Linked DNA regions of Homo sapiens: region 1 is linked to region 2. A link is an interaction called in ENCODE POLR2A ChIA-PET data of the cell type or tissue named here. Cell type or tissue: OCI-LY7. All regions are shown on one strand. Links, peaks and the distances in the headings refer to the core of each region. The heading gives the core; the rest is flanking DNA.

Evidence for each region. Peaks named below come from ENCODE experiments on the same cell type or tissue, not always from the same donor. Only the 100,000 strongest peaks of a DNase experiment are listed, where the experiment ranks them.
Region 1: POLR2A ChIA-PET joins it to region 2 with 8 read pairs; 1 of 35 experiments calls an interaction of 5 or more read pairs at or near these places.

What each region holds. Positions count from the first base shown.
Region 1 is chr1:148,149,811-148,154,195 of GRCh38, reverse strand. It overlaps NBPF11 (NBPF member 11), which reads left to right and starts at 1,915. Exons shown (of 24, transcript NM_001385469.3): 1 at 1,915-2,446. RefSeq lists enhancers at 1,995-2,104, 2,125-2,324. In OCI-LY7, for the core only: no CTCF peak of the experiment used is centred there; DNase peaks (open chromatin) are centred at 1,904, 2,506 and 3,079; H3K4me3 peaks cover 1,424 bases; H3K27ac peaks cover 1,631 bases.
Region 2 is chr1:147,760,480-147,764,864 of GRCh38, reverse strand. The region is part of intron 1 of LOC102723321 (a long non-coding RNA gene); the gene reads right to left. GJA5 (gap junction protein alpha 5) reads left to right here and starts at 4,263. Exons shown (of 2, transcript NM_181703.4): 1 at 4,263-4,366. In OCI-LY7, for the core only: no CTCF peak of the experiment used is centred there; a DNase peak (open chromatin) is centred at 2,204; H3K4me3 peaks cover 1,102 bases; H3K27ac peaks cover 1,626 bases.

The sequences.
Region 1 (4,385 bases), core at 173-4,172, 390 kb before region 2:
TGCTGTTATGATTTTTTCACCACAGATTAATTTTGCCTTTTCTGGAATTTCAAATAAATGGGATGGTATGCACTCTTTTGTGTCATTTATTTATCTTCACATACTTTAAAATAAAAAGGTCCAATTGGGGATGTAGTAAAAACCTCTTTCCCACCAGTAGCCACCAGTCAAGAGTCTTTCTTTCTCTCTCTCTCTTTTTTTTTTTTTTTTGACAGGATCTTGCTCTGTCATCCAGGCTGAAGTGCAGTGGCATGATCATGGCTCACTGCAGCCTCTCAACCTTCTGGGCTCAAGCAATCCTCCCACCTCAGCCTCCCACACAGCTGGGACTACAGGTGTTTGGGACTACCAGCTAATTTTGCTTGTATTTTGTGTAGAGACAGGGTCTCACCAAGTTGCCCAGGCTAGTCTCAAACTCCTGAGCTCAAATGATCTGTCAGCCTTGGCCTCCCAAAGTGCTTGGATTACAGGCATGAGCCACTGTGCCTGGCTCGCTCTTCCTCTCTTGAAGCAACCAATGTTATTCGTTTTATGTGGACCATCCCAGGGCTATCATTATTAATTCAGGTGTTTATACAAGGCTCTCTGAGAACTCAGTTTTAAAGATTACCCAAAGAGTCCCTGCAACAATCCAGCCTAAAACGATATAAAATCAGTTTTAATATAACTGAAGTTTTTAGATTCTGCCTCCAAATATCAGATTGTGACATTTTACCTTTCTCTGACTTTATGCCAAATTTACTTCAACTTCTAGCATCTATCGTTCTCATTTAGGAACAAATATGTATTTCACAAATGTGGAAATACAACCATGAGCCAAACAAAACCAAATCCTGGACTTACGGAGCTGATGGTAGATTCCCCAACATAACCACTTGATTACAGTTTTATGCAATGTGATGGGAGTAAGGGACCACCGTAGGGAGGTCAGAAGTTGCCTCTCAGAGGTGGAGACTACAGCTGTCGTCAGAAGGATGAGGGTTGGAAGAATCTTCAGGCACAGAGCAAAGCATGAGCAAAAGCTCTGTGGAGTCCAGGAAGCTGAGTAAATAGGGAATAAAAGAGGCCAGTTTGGCTGAAGCAGAGAGAGCAGGATGGAATTGGTCTGACCTGTAAGAAGACATGGAGAGGTGGGCAAAGCGCCTGGCCATTCAGGGCTTGGTTAGTTAGGAGGTTTTGTCTAAGAGAACGGGAAGGTGTTTAAGTGGTTTGGGCTGGGAAGTGACAGGGTCACATTACATTTTGAAAAAGCCACTCTGCCTGTTGTGTTGAGATTAGAGAGGCGATAAAGGGGATATGGGTAAACCACAAGGAGACTAGGTCAGTAGTCCCTCCACCCCCACTCCCCAGGTGAAGGTAGCCTAGACTAGGGTGGTGATGGAGGAGGTAGAAGAGGACAGATTCAAGGAAAATTTGGAAGGTAAAAACCAGTAGGATTTGCTGATGGACGGAATATAGGAGGGGAAAGGTAGATTATCAGGGATGTATCTTAGTTTTCTTATAGAAGATGTATTTAGTTGCAATGCAATTGTTAATTGAAATTGACTTTAAATAATGGCACGACTTAAAATTATGCAAACATTTGCCTTAGATAAAATTTCAAGTTTTCAAAGTTTTTAGCTGGGTAGATGGCATGGCTTTACTTCATATTTCTTGGTATTTCCTAATCTTGTTAAAAAAAAAGTTTTTCTTTTTCTCAAAGGCTTATTTCAGTGGAAGCCCATCTGCGAAATCTGTTATAAATTTAAATTAGAAAATAAATACAAGTGCCATTGACACGTTGGTTATTGTTTTTGCGAGTGACCTAAGGCCACCTCTCGCGGGAGCTGGGGGCTGCCTTCCGACTCCTGTGCGTCTGCGCCGCGGGCCGAGCCCGGAAGTCAGACTATGGGGCGGTGCGGCAGCGCGAAGCCTGCAGTCCTAAACGCGGGGTAGCTCCGGGCTTCCGAGGGGGTGTGTCTCCCGCCTCTTTAACCTGGCAGGGGCGGTTCAAGTGGCCGGGGAAATCAGCGAATTGCAGGGTCAAGGGCTGGTGCTTTGAAAGAGAGGCGGAGGGGAGAGAGGGATTTTCCCGTCCCCGCTGCGCTCTGTCCTCCATTACTCCTTTTCTCGGCCCGCGGCCCGAACCCGCTGTGCGGTAGAGGCAGCCGGGTCCCTTTAAGGCCCAGCTGCGCCTGTGCCTTGGGCTCTCCTGACACGGCCCATCCGGACCCTGAGGAGCCAGCGGGCCGCAAGCAAGTTGCTGGGCGGCGGTGGAGATAGCGGCGGTGCTGGGAGGGGTAGGTGAGGGTCGCGAGGCTGCCTGAGCTTCTGAGTGAGCCTGGTGATTTTGGGAACGCGGGACGGGCGACCTGCGGCGCCAGGAGCGGGGCCGAGGTACGGCGGCACGGCTGCAGCCTGGATGGGAAGTTCAAGTTTACTGCGAAGTCCACCCAGCGTTCCGGAGGTGAGGGCGCCGCGCCAGGCCGGGCGGGAGGTGAGTCTGGGACCTGCGGGCTCACAGCTGGGCTGAGGCGCGGCGGGCTGGGCCGCCGCAAGTTTTGTTAGGCGAGCGGGGCGGTTGCGCCGGGCACTGCCGGGCTCCGCAGGGCTCCGCCGGGGCCTAAGTTCCCTGCGCTTGATTCCTCGCCTGCCGCTGCAGCCCGCAGCCCTCCTCTCGTGGGCGCTGGGGAAGAAACTCCCTGGCAGGTGTTCTGTGGCATCCCAGGGGGTGGAGGGACGGAGCAGCTTCGGGGGCACGTCTTCGGAAGTCCTGTGGAGCACACTGACTTCGCACCCCACCCTCGAGGCCGTTCTTTCTGGGAACTTGAGGGGCAAGAGCGCTCGCGCCCCTGACTTGCAAAGTTGGGGTCTTTATTGGCCTCCGGGATTCTGCTCCTGGCGGTGTCTCCAGGCTGGTGATGGGCAAGCCAGGTGTGCCAGGTCCAGGATGCATGTGAGGAGCGTTTGTAGCGATCACTGAATCATCTCATGACTAGCGGGGCAAGCCTCCAATTAACCACAGGATTTCTGGTAGGTTGGACTGTGGTGTTGGTGTTTGCAGTCCAAAGAGTTGCTGTGATTTTTCTGTGCCTGTCTGTCTTTCTTTGAGGCTTCTTAGATCATCTCATTTGGCGTCCTTTCACCCAAGAGTTAACCAAGCGAGGAATGGTTTCCTCGCTTTCCTCCTACCTTTTGCTGGTGGAGCTGCTTTCGAAAAGAAGCACTTTAAGAGGCCGACGCGGGCGGATCATGAGGTCAGGAGATTGAGACCATCCTGGCTAACACAGTGAAACCCCGTCTCTACTGAAAATACAAAAAATTAGCCGGGCATGGTGGCAGGTGCCTGTAGTCCCAGCTACTCGGGAGGCTGAGGCAGGAGACTCGCTTGAACCTGGGAGGCGGAGGTTGCAGTGAGCGGAGATATCTTGTCACTGCACTCCAGCCTGGGTGACAGAGCGAGACTCCCTCTAAAAAAAAAAAAAAAAGCCTTTTCTTGCAGTGGTATCTTTTCTTTGAGTTACAGTGTTGTTCATCCTTTCTTTGCCGAAAGAATGAATACCAGTGCTTCACGAAGTTAAGGAAAACTGATGTGCTGGTGGTTTTTAATCTTTGTTCTGAGCTGTTATGCATTAATAGCTTTCTTTTTGTTTTTAAATTTAATTAGTAAAATTTCACCAGTGAACCAAAAGCTCTTTTTTTTTTCTATTCTAAAATGCTAGCTTTAAGATTTCTGAGAACTTTGTGTCAAAGAAATCTTCGAAAAGTTACTGAAGTATACAGAAGAAGTTCACAATTTTAAACGTGCAGGTGATCTGGGCGTGGTAGATCACACCTGTAATTCCAGCATTTCGGGAGGCCAAGGTGGGCGGATCACTTGAGCCCAGGAGTTCCAGACCAGCCTGGGCAACGTGGCAAAATGCCATCTCTACTAAAAATACAAAAATTAGCTGTGTGTGGTCAACAGAGCCTGGGAGGTTGAGATTGCAGTGAGCAGTGATCGTGCCAGTGCACTCTGGCCTGGATGGCAGAGTGCAACCCTGCCTCAAAAAAAAAAAAAAAAGTACAGGTCATGTGTTTTTACTAAATGAACCACCACAGATTAAGAAATAGAACATTACTATATTGGGGTATATATGTAGAAGTGGCATTGTTGGTTTTAGAGCTATATGAATGATAAAACTTTAGTATTACATATGGCTGAACATTTTCCCAAAGTGTTTTATCAGTTAGCAGGGAATATTCCAGTTACCCCACATCCTTGCTGATGCTTGTCAGTTAAAAATTATTTTGTTATTCTCGTAGAGGTGCAGTAATATATCAATGCGGTTTCAACTTCCATTTTCCTGGTATTGAGATTGAGTATCTTTTATTGCCATTTATATGTCCTCTTTTATGAAGTGCCT
Region 2 (4,385 bases), core at 123-4,122:
AATCATGCCTGACTTTATTAATTTTTTTTTTTTTTTTTTTTGAGACGGAGTCTCACTCTGTTGCCTAGGCTGGAGTGCACTGACGTGATCTCAGCTCATTGCAACCTCCACCGCCCGGATTCAAGCAACTCTCCTGCCTCAGCCTCCTGAGTAGCTGGGATTACAGGTGCCCACCACCACACTGGGCTAATTTTTGAATTTTATTAGAGATGGGGTTTCACCATGTTGGCCAGGCTGGTCTTAAACTCCTGACCTCAGATGATCTGCCCGCCTCGGCCTTCCAAAGTGCTGGAATTACAGGCATGAGCTACCACACCCGGCCGATTTTATTAATTTAATAGACACCATTGAGTGCCCAGTGTGTGTCAGGCCTTGCACCTCTTTGGTACTGTTCTCATTACTCAGAACAGTGGTAGGCACATAAAGGGGACTCAGCAAAGTATCTGCAGGTTGGCTGATAGACAAATGTTTGGAAAACAAGTCTAAGGAAATATATAACCAAGTGTGAGGATGTATCCTCCATGCTGGATGGTAATTAAAATTGCTACCATGTACCAGATGCTCAGTCTTCTGGAGTTCAGGGGACACCAAAGAGGGCTGAGGTCAATTTTAGAAGACTTATCCATTTTGCTGTAGATTTGCGGAGTCAGAGGAAGAGGTTCTGGCTATGAGTTTATGATTAATCTGGGTTGCTCTGAAATGATTTTCTTTGAAAAACACTGGCCGTGTAGGGGGACCACGAGAAGGAGCACTGGGCCGGGCATGGTGGGTCATGCCTGTAATCCCAGCACTTTGGGAGGCCAAGGCGGGAGGATCAACTGAGGTCAGGAATTTGAGACCAGCCTGGCCAACATGGTGAAACCCCTTCTCTACTAAAAATACAAAAACTAACCAGGTGTGGTGGCACACACCTGTAATCCCAGCTACTCCAGAGGCTAAGGCAGGGAGAATTGCTTGAAACTGGGAGGCAGAGGTTGCAGTGAGCTGAGATGGTGCCACTGCACTCCAGCCTGGGTGACAAAGCGAGACTTCATCTCAAAAAAGAAAAAAAGAAGCACTGGATTCAGAATGTAGGTGCCTGAGCTTTATTTCTGGTCATTGGCCATACAGTACATGAAATAAAATCATAAAATGATTCATGCTCACTATACACAAAATCCTTCCTCTGGCCCTCTTCCTCTTATCTAAGCACCATGTTGCTATTGCCAAACAAGTTTCCTAGTGGCCCCTCCAAAATTTGCTTTATCTCAGGATAGGACAAGTTGAAAGAGGATGTTGAAGGTTTGGGAGTGAAGAACCTTTAGAGTTGGGATGGTTCTCTTCCAGGTTCTAGGGACCATCTCTTTTTGCCTTGCTGATTTCAGAACTTGTATCAGTGGCAGAGGGCTTTAGAACGCAATTCCCTAGGACTCTCCCCAAAACCCAAAAACCAGATTCAGGCTCCTGCCCCACATTCCCATGACACCTTATACTTCCTTTATGTTAACACACATTGTGTTTTACTGAAATCATGTATTTAATGTCTGCTGTTAATAAAGGGGTATAAAGGCAGTTACACTCAGTGAAGTCAGGGAATCCCTTGTTTGTTTCCCCTCCTTCCTGCTGTATCCTCATTGTCCAGAATGATGGCTGGCACCCTGTAGCCACTCAATAAACGTATTAAATGAATTTTAAAAAGGACATTCTAGGCAGAGGGAACATAAGAAGCCAAGATAAATGGGTGAGAAATGGTGAGATGCACATAAGTACATGTGAAATTGTGTAGCTTAAGTATTGAGTGTGTGAGTGGAAAAGTGGAAAAATGATAGCATAAGACTGTACAGGGTTTCACATGGCAAGTTAAGCAGTTTGGACTTTCTAAGTGGTAGGAAGCCAGTGAGGATAACTGCTAAAGCAGTGAGGTAAATTGCCATTGTGTTTGATAGCATTTATTCATGGCATGGGCAGCTTCCTTTGCCCCTCCTAATACACTTCCTGCCAAGAAGCAGATAATAATCTACAAAGTATTTTATATGCTATACGCCCAGTAAACTCACTGAGTATCTAATCTACAAATTTCTTTGGCTGAGATGGGGTATCCAAAGGGAGCCAACGTAGCTGGAAAAGTAACTACAGCCAGAGACCTTTCACATTATAAACTGAGCATCTGGTACATGGTAGCTATTTTAAGTTTCTCTGACCTTGCCTGAGCGTCAGCAGGAAGTCATACATGAAAAACCCTTCACCCTATTTCCTCTGCCTGGGCCCAGGAGGTCTGCCTCACCCCTATACCTCCTCAGATAGTTTCTCTTTTTCCCTCCCAATAAGATATCCTTCCTAATACTGCCTTTCTGGTTTTCCAAGGTGTTCCTTTCTTGTATCTGTGCTTTACCTCTTCCAGGTGGAATTCCTTGGACAGCAGTGAAGGAGTCAGCAGTCAAGCCTCTTGGCAGACTAGACCAAAGGGTCACATTCTTTGCCTGGAACTATTTTTATACTTCCTTGGGGACTTGCAAGGAATGAGTGACAGAGTGAGAAGATCAAGGGAGAAGTCTTCAGGGACTGAGTGTGGAAAACTTGCCCCAAATCCTGGAAGAATATGACATTTGTTTCTTTTTTTTTCTATTTCCATTTTCCTCTCATTTCCTCCCCTTCTACTCTTGCTCCCATTTCTTTTCTCCTTTGTAATGCACCTTTCTCTACTTTCTGCTTTCTCTTTTTCCCTCCTTCTTCTACTCTCATCCTTCCCCACTGCTCTTGTTGCTAGTAATGGCTACCTTTTATTCAGTTCTTATTTGCTGAACACTGTGTTAAGTGCTTTGCACGCATCATCTCATAGCACTCTATGAGTTAATAGTATGTCCATTTTGCAGGTGAGGAAAGTGGAACACAGATTGAATCATTTATCTAAGCCCAGCAGATGGTAATAGAAATTTGTCAAACCTCAGTAAGCTAACTCCTGCATCTGTCTTTTCTTAACCCTACATGGTCTTTTTCTCCATTTCCAACTCTCCCTTGTCCTTCCCTTTTCTTCTCTTCTTTTTATTCCTCCCCTTCTCTCCCTCCCTCTTTTTCTCAGACATTTACCATAGTTCAGTCACTGCACGTGTGTGGCTGACCCTGAAGGTGCTGAACACTGTACATGTGCCCAGAAGAGAGGACAGACAATTCAAACTCTTATCTAATCAGCCATTTTCCTTTTGAGCACATGCTCCACAATTTTCCACATTTGGAGGCTGAAAGAGGGGGCGCTTCGCCACCTAAGGAAATGGGGCAGATGTCTGATCACAAATGACAGGAAAGGCCTCAAGACCTGCATGGGTCTTTGATATAGAGAGGAGCAGAGATAAGATGCTTTCCGCTCACTCAGGAACTCCCTCATTCCCAGGGACACTGTATACTCTCAAGTTTGGGGACCTGGGGTCTGAGAGAATACAGGGCCAGGAGGTTGGTCCCTGTCAAGGCAACAATCAACTCAAGAGCTGAGGAAGCCTGGACTATGAAATGCACCACCCTGACCCCATCTTTCCCCATAAGCATGAAGAATGTTCAGACAGAAACCAGGAGCACGTTGGCAGCAAAGATATGACGGTCAAAGTTTGAATTTGACAAACCTCTAAGGACCCACCCAAATCTGAGGTTTATGATTCTAAGAAAGGAATATTTATGCTCCATTCCCTCCGAGACGTTTGTCATCCTGTTGGTTAGGAATGGTTAGAGGCTTAAACTGTAAGAACATTCGTTATTCACTAAGTAAGAATTCTGGAGGTAGGGAGCCTCAAGAGTTGCTTCAGAGGCCTCAGGGCACTGGTTGACATTTCTGAGATTCTCTGGACAGCTTTAGACATCTTGGTTCATACAACTCTGTCCACAGGCAGGAAGCGGTGGGGCTAAGTGAGGCTCACTCCTATTCACCGGGGGATGGGAGCACTGTGAGTAGTCTCCCTCCTGTTCACCAGGGGATGGGAGCACTGTGAGTGAGGTTCCCTCTTGTTCACAGGGGGATGGGAGCACTGTGAGTGAGGCTCTCTCCATTTACTGGGGGGTAGAAAAACCTTTTCTGGAGCATTCCCTCTACTTTAGATTCTCCCCATACCTCACCTACCAGAACTAACTGCAGAGGAGATTAAGAAAGTGATACCTGGCTTTTTCACCCTGCCAATGGGAGGCAGGCAAGAAACAGGGAATTGGTTTTCTATTGGGTAGGAAACAACAGTGCCTGTCAGCCCCTCCTTCATTCACTCAACTAAGATATATTAAACACCTACTCTGGGCCAGGCTCTGGTGATACAGAAGAAAAGACAGTCTCCATTTTCAAACAGTCCCTCCTGGGAGAACACAGACAGGCAGAGGATTACAACACAAGGCAGCAAGCACTGGGAGACGAGTAAGTGTCCCGGGGGCCA